Linked DNA regions of Homo sapiens: region 1 is linked to region 2. A link is a loop called in an ENCODE intact Hi-C map of the cell type or tissue named here. Cell type or tissue: PC-9. All regions are shown on one strand. Each heading gives the region's core, and the rest is flanking DNA. Links, peaks and the distances in the headings are about the cores only.

The links. Peaks named below come from ENCODE experiments on the same cell type or tissue, not always from the same donor. Only the 100,000 strongest peaks of a DNase experiment are listed, where the experiment ranks them.
Region 1: it touches region 2 in a loop (7-fold over the local background); 1 of 110 quality-filtered maps calls a loop at or near these places.

The regions. Positions count from the first base shown.
Region 1 is chr12:111,644,238-111,647,037 of GRCh38, forward strand. BRAP (BRCA1 associated protein) reads right to left here. Exons shown (of 12, transcript NM_006768.5): 12 at 1-325. Among named protein-coding and RNA genes, the nearest start is that of BRAP, 40 kb to the right of the region's middle. In PC-9, for the core only: no CTCF peak of the experiment used is centred there; a DNase peak (open chromatin) is centred at 1,344; H3K27ac peaks cover 1,958 bases.
Region 2 is chr12:111,568,844-111,571,643 of GRCh38, forward strand. All of the region lies in intron 1 of ATXN2 (ataxin 2), which reads right to left. Among named protein-coding and RNA genes, the nearest start is that of ATXN2, 29 kb to the right of the region's middle. RefSeq lists a silencer at 1,724-1,921. In PC-9, for the core only: no CTCF peak of the experiment used is centred there; a DNase peak (open chromatin) is centred at 1,368; H3K4me3 peaks cover 951 bases; H3K27ac peaks cover 2,500 bases.

The sequences.
Region 1 (2,800 bases), core at 177-2,676, 75 kb after region 2:
CTTCCCACTGCCCCCCGAAGAGGCAGGGCTCGAGGCCGAGGCCATGGCGATGTTGATCTGTCCCTCCTGGATTTCCTGCCGGGTCTCGGCAGGCAGATGGTTGATCTTCTGCTGTGTCTCCAGGTAGAACATGACGTCACGCAGCTGCTCCTGGATCTCGGTGATCTGCAGATCTTTTTGGTCACAGGTCTCCTTCAGCACCCTCTCCTCCTCTTTTAGCTTGTTCTGCAGGAGGACTTGGTTGGCTCGCAAACACTTGTTCATTTCCTGCTCCTCTTTGAGCTCGTTGGTGAGTTTGGCCACTTTTGTGTTTAGCTGAGTGCACCTTTTGAAAAACAAAGGAAGACAAAAGCACATTTTTCATTTGCTGACACAGTCCCCTTTCTGCTCTGGGATTGAACAGAGAAACCATGACCTCAGAATCCCTTTAGGACAGACCCCTTTCTCCCATCGTGAGGGAGAATGGTTTTCTGCCATCGCAATCAGCTATGCAAAGCAAGAATTTTGCTCTACTTAACACAAGTGTATTTTTTTTTGAGACGGAGTTTCGCTCTTGTTGCCCAGGCTGGAATGCAATGGCACGATCTCAGCTCACTGCAACCTCCACCTCCTGGGTTCAAGCGATTCTCCTGCCTCAGCCTCCCAAGTAGCTGGGATTACAGGCACCTGCCACTATGCCTGGCTAATTTTTGTATTTTGAGTAGATATTGGGGTTCGGCATGTTGGCCAGGCTGGTCTTGAACTCCCAACCTCAGGTGATCCACCTGTCTCGGCCTTCCAAAGTACTGGGATTACAGGCATGAGGCACTGCGCCAGTCCACAAGTGTATTATTTATTTATTTATTTTTTGAGATGGAGTCTCACTCTGTTGCCCAGGCTGGAATGCAGTGGCGTGATCTTGGCTCACTGCAACCTCTGCCGCTTGGGTTCAAGCGATTCTCCTGCCTCAGCCTCCTAAGTAGCTGGGATTACAGGTGCCTGCCACTGTGCCCAGCTAATTTTTGCATTTTTAGTAGCGACGGGGTTTCACCATCTTGGCCAGGCTGGTCTGGAACTCCTGACCTTGTGATCCACCCACCTTGGCCTCCCAAAGTGCTGGGATTACAGGTGTGAGCCACCGCGTCCAGCCCACAAATGTACTTTTAAGACACTTTTTTTTAAGCATCAGAAAGTTTTCAGTAGCAGAAACTATTCTGTGACTGACGGTAAAAATTCTACTGCTTCTTTGTTTTGCAGTCAGTGGTTAAATAGGTGCCTTCGAGATGATAGCTGTGATAAGGAAGTTATGAGGAAAAGTGGCATTCTTGGAGAGTCAAGTACTCTGACTTCATTGCATTTGCTGAAGGGGAAAAAAAGGGCACTTATTCTAACCAAAGGGCTTTAGACTTGGGAGTGCCCTATTCTTGATGTCCAGTCTTACTCATAAGTAAAGAATTGCAAATGAAACCACCATTTGAGGCCAGGTGCATTGGCTCATGCTTGGAATCCCAGCACTCTGGGAGGCTGAGGCGAGAGGATCGCTTCAGTAAATGAAACAGGAAATGAGTTCGAGACCAGCCTGGGCAACAAAGTAAGACCCTGTCTCTACACAAAATCAAAAAACTTAGCCAGGTGCAGTGGCGTGCACCTGTGGTCCCAGATTTACAGGAGGCTGAAGCTGGAGGATTGCTTGATCCCAGCAGGTCAAGGCTGCAGTGAGCTGTGTTCATGCTACTGCACTCCAGCCTGAGTGACAGAACGAGATCTTGTCTCAAACAAACAACCCATACCATCTGAGACCCAGCAGAGTGGCTCATGTCTGTAATCCCAGCACTATGGGAGGCAAAAGTGAGAGGGTCACTTTGAAATCAGCCCGGTCAACATAGCGAGACACCGTCTATACAAAAGAAAAATTAAAAAACTAGCTGGGTGTGGTGATGTGCACTTGTAGACCCAGCTACTTGGGAGGCTGAGGCAGAGGACTGCTTGAGCCCAGGAATTTGAGCCTGCAGTGGGCTGTGATTGCATCACTGCACTCCAGCCTGTCTGACAGAGTAAGACCCTGTCTCAAAAAAACAACAACAAAAACCAAAAACACTCACACACAAAAACCACGAACAAAAAAACCCCACTATTTGAGATACTATTTTTATGCATCAGAACACCCAAGAGCTGAGACATGAGAAAAGAGGCACTTACACACTAGCACTGGAGCATGAACTGGTATAAACTCTTTCGAAGACAACTTGGCAATATCTATAAAAACAAAAAATTTGGGCCAGGCACGGTGGCTCACGCCTGTTATCCCAGCACTTTGGGAGGCCGAGGAGGGTGGATCACGAGATCAGGAGTTCAACATCAGCCTGGCCAACATGGTGAAGCTCCGTTTCTACTAAAAATACAAAAATTAGCCGGGTGTGGTAGCGTGTGCCTGTAATCCCAGCTACTCGGGAGGGTGAGGCAGGAGAACTGCTTGAACCCTAGAGGCGGAGGCTGCAGTGAGTCGAGATCGTGCCACTGCACTCCAGCCTGTGTGACAGAGCAAGATTCCGTCTCAAAAATAAATAAATAAAAACAAAAAATTTGCATGCCCTTTGACACAGCTATTTTACTTCTAGGAATTTATACCATAGAATAGATATACTCAGGATTAGGTAAAAAGAGACATGGAGGAAGATGCTCATTACAGTATTGCTTATAGTAGTGTGAGATTTGACACAACTTGACACAATCAATAGGAACCTGGTCAAAATCATTATGCAGGCCAGGTGCAGGGCTCATGCCTATAATCCTAGCATTTTTGGAGGCCAAGACAGGATCA
Region 2 (2,800 bases), core at 177-2,676:
TTCAGACTTCTTGTTGTTGTTTACATTATTATTAGAAAGGGAAATCCTATACCACGTATTGAATATTTTCTCCCTAAAAAGTTGAGTCAAATGAGGTGGCAAGAGGGGGTAGGCCATGACAACCCAAACACAGTGAAGCTAGAGTTTTTTTTGTTTTGTTTTGTTTTGTTTTGTTTTTAGGAAACTGAGGTGGGAAGGCAACTCTAAATTCACACAGAACAACTGCCAGATTAATCCGGTCATATAATCATCTAGGATCATTGTTTCAAAACAATTACCATTCACACAAGAACTAATATCAGCATTAATTGCTTGGGTTCAAATTCCGGCTCCATCACTTCTCAGCTCTGTGGCCTTAATCCTGTGACTTCAGCTCTCTGTGTTTCAATTTCAACATCTATGAAATGAAGATGAAAATAGTACCTTCTCAAAAGAAAAAAAATAGTATCTTTTCATAAGGTTGTGGAAATTAAGTAATATTCCATACAGATCGCATAGCTTAAAACAGTGCCTGGTATGTTATTAAGTGTTTAATAACTGCTAGCTAATATAATTATTTCCTCATATTCCAGCATACACTAGAGTAGTAAAGGAGAAAAAAAAGGCCAGTCGCAGTGGCCCACACCTGCAATCCCAGCACTCTGGGAGGCCAAGGTGAGTCCAGGAATTTGAGACCAGCCTGGACAACATGGCGAAATCTCGTCTCTACAGAAAGTTTTAAAAATTAGGCAGGTGTGGTGGCTCATGCCTACAGTTCCAGTTACTTGGGAGCTGAGGTGGGAGGATCACTTAAGCCCAGGAAGTCGAGGCTGCAGTGAGCCAGGATCATGCCACTGGACTCCAGCCTGAGTGACAGAGCGAGACCCTGTCTTAAAACACCACCACCACCACCACACTCTTCATATGAAGTTTTACCCCTTCAGTGCCTTTACCCCTTGAGTCCCTCTAGAGAAAGGGATAAAAGGCTTGGTCATGAAGCCATGAACAACTAGATCCAACCTAGACACACCAAAAAATCCAAACAACTCAGGTAGAAAAGGATCTTAGGGCTCTAGTCCCATGCTGTCCAAGAGAACTTTGTACAATGATGAAGATGTCCTATGTCATGCTGTCCAATATTGCAGCCATTAGGCACATGTGGCAGCTAAGCACTTGAAATACGATTAGTATGGCTGAGGAACTGAAATATTTAAATTTTAATCAACATAATTTTAAATTTAAAGAACCATGTGTGGAAGTAGCCACAATACTGGACAGTGCCCATTCCCATCTTCTCGAGTTCTCCAGACAGTAAGCCACCCCCTTCCACGGCATTCATATCACCTCTGACTTATGCACCAAGAATGCTTCCTGACAGGAAACTCAAGTCTCTCCCAACGATCTACCCGTTGCTCATAAACTTATCCCTTTCTGGAGGCCACAAAACAATTGTATTCCCCTTCAAAAGACTATCAGTGGAGGAGAGGGGAGTATAGCTGAAACAACGTTGGCCATTTACTGATAACTGCTAAAGCTGAGTGACAGGTACATAAGATTCATCCAGCTGTTCTCTTTCTAAATACGTTGAAATTTTACATTTTAAAAACCTTATTAGCGTTTACTTTAAGCTCATTTCATTTTCTAACTGAAACATATTCTTCCAAATGTGTTTCCTTACTTTCAGTGAGGACCCCCTCCAATTCTTCTATCACACTGTGAACCAAATTTTTTCTACATACACCATGTGTATAGCAATCCCTGTACTTTAGCACAAACTCTTCCCGCCTGGAACTTCCTCCTCTCTTCATGGCCTTACTGAAAACTGCTTATCTTCCTTGAAGATCCATCTCAACTCTCATTATTTTGAAGCCCTTTTTCTTCACTGCCCACCCATGGCAGTCCCCTCCCAGTGCTACCAATTTAAACTATCTGCATGCCTGCCTTCTCTACTACACTGGGTAACCTGGAAGCAGAGATAATGTTTCATTCATCTTTGTCTCTGTCCTAGTCTGACAGCATCAAATGTGTAATGAATTAATGAATATACAAACTTAATGAAACGCTAAACTGTAGCCATTCATACTGTACTACCCCAAGCCCATCAATACCACTTTTCAACCTTAACTTGCTGGTGTAGTTTCTACTGGTTTCCAAACATGCTAATAAGAACAGCTAAAAGTTACTGAGCACTTATTACTTGCCAGGCATTGCTTTAAGCGTGTTACATGTTTAATTCATTTAATCCTCTTCCATCCCCTTTTTACAGGGGAAGAAACTTAAGCATAAGTGAAAATAACTTGCCTTACATCACGAAGTATGAAGGAGCAGGGATGCGAATACTAATTGTAAAGTCCCTGCTCCTGTGTACAACAAGGAAGACAAATCATAATCTCAAATGCAAGCTTCAAATCCCAAAATTCAGATTTGGGAAAGGGGATTAGGATGCCAAATAGGAATACTGACCTGTAAAAAGAAAAAGTAACTTTAGGCATTCTCCACAAAACAGTGTGAGGGAAAATGGTAATCTTTTTATTCTTGTAATTTATAGTAAGCTACTACTGAATAAGAAAGCTAACTTGTACTAGACAAAGTTAAGTTCTACAGGAAGTTTTTAATTATTAGAATTAGTTTCATGGAAAATTTGGGCTAGATCTTAAAGGGTAAGTATGAGGATCTCGAATGGCAGAACAATGATGGAGGAGCAAGCAAGAGGCAGACACTGGGCACTGGACCTCCACAAGCAGTGAGGAAGGAGACCATCTTGATTTAAATGGAGGTCATATTTTTGAAGAGTTAATGGGAAACATGATCAGAAAGGTAA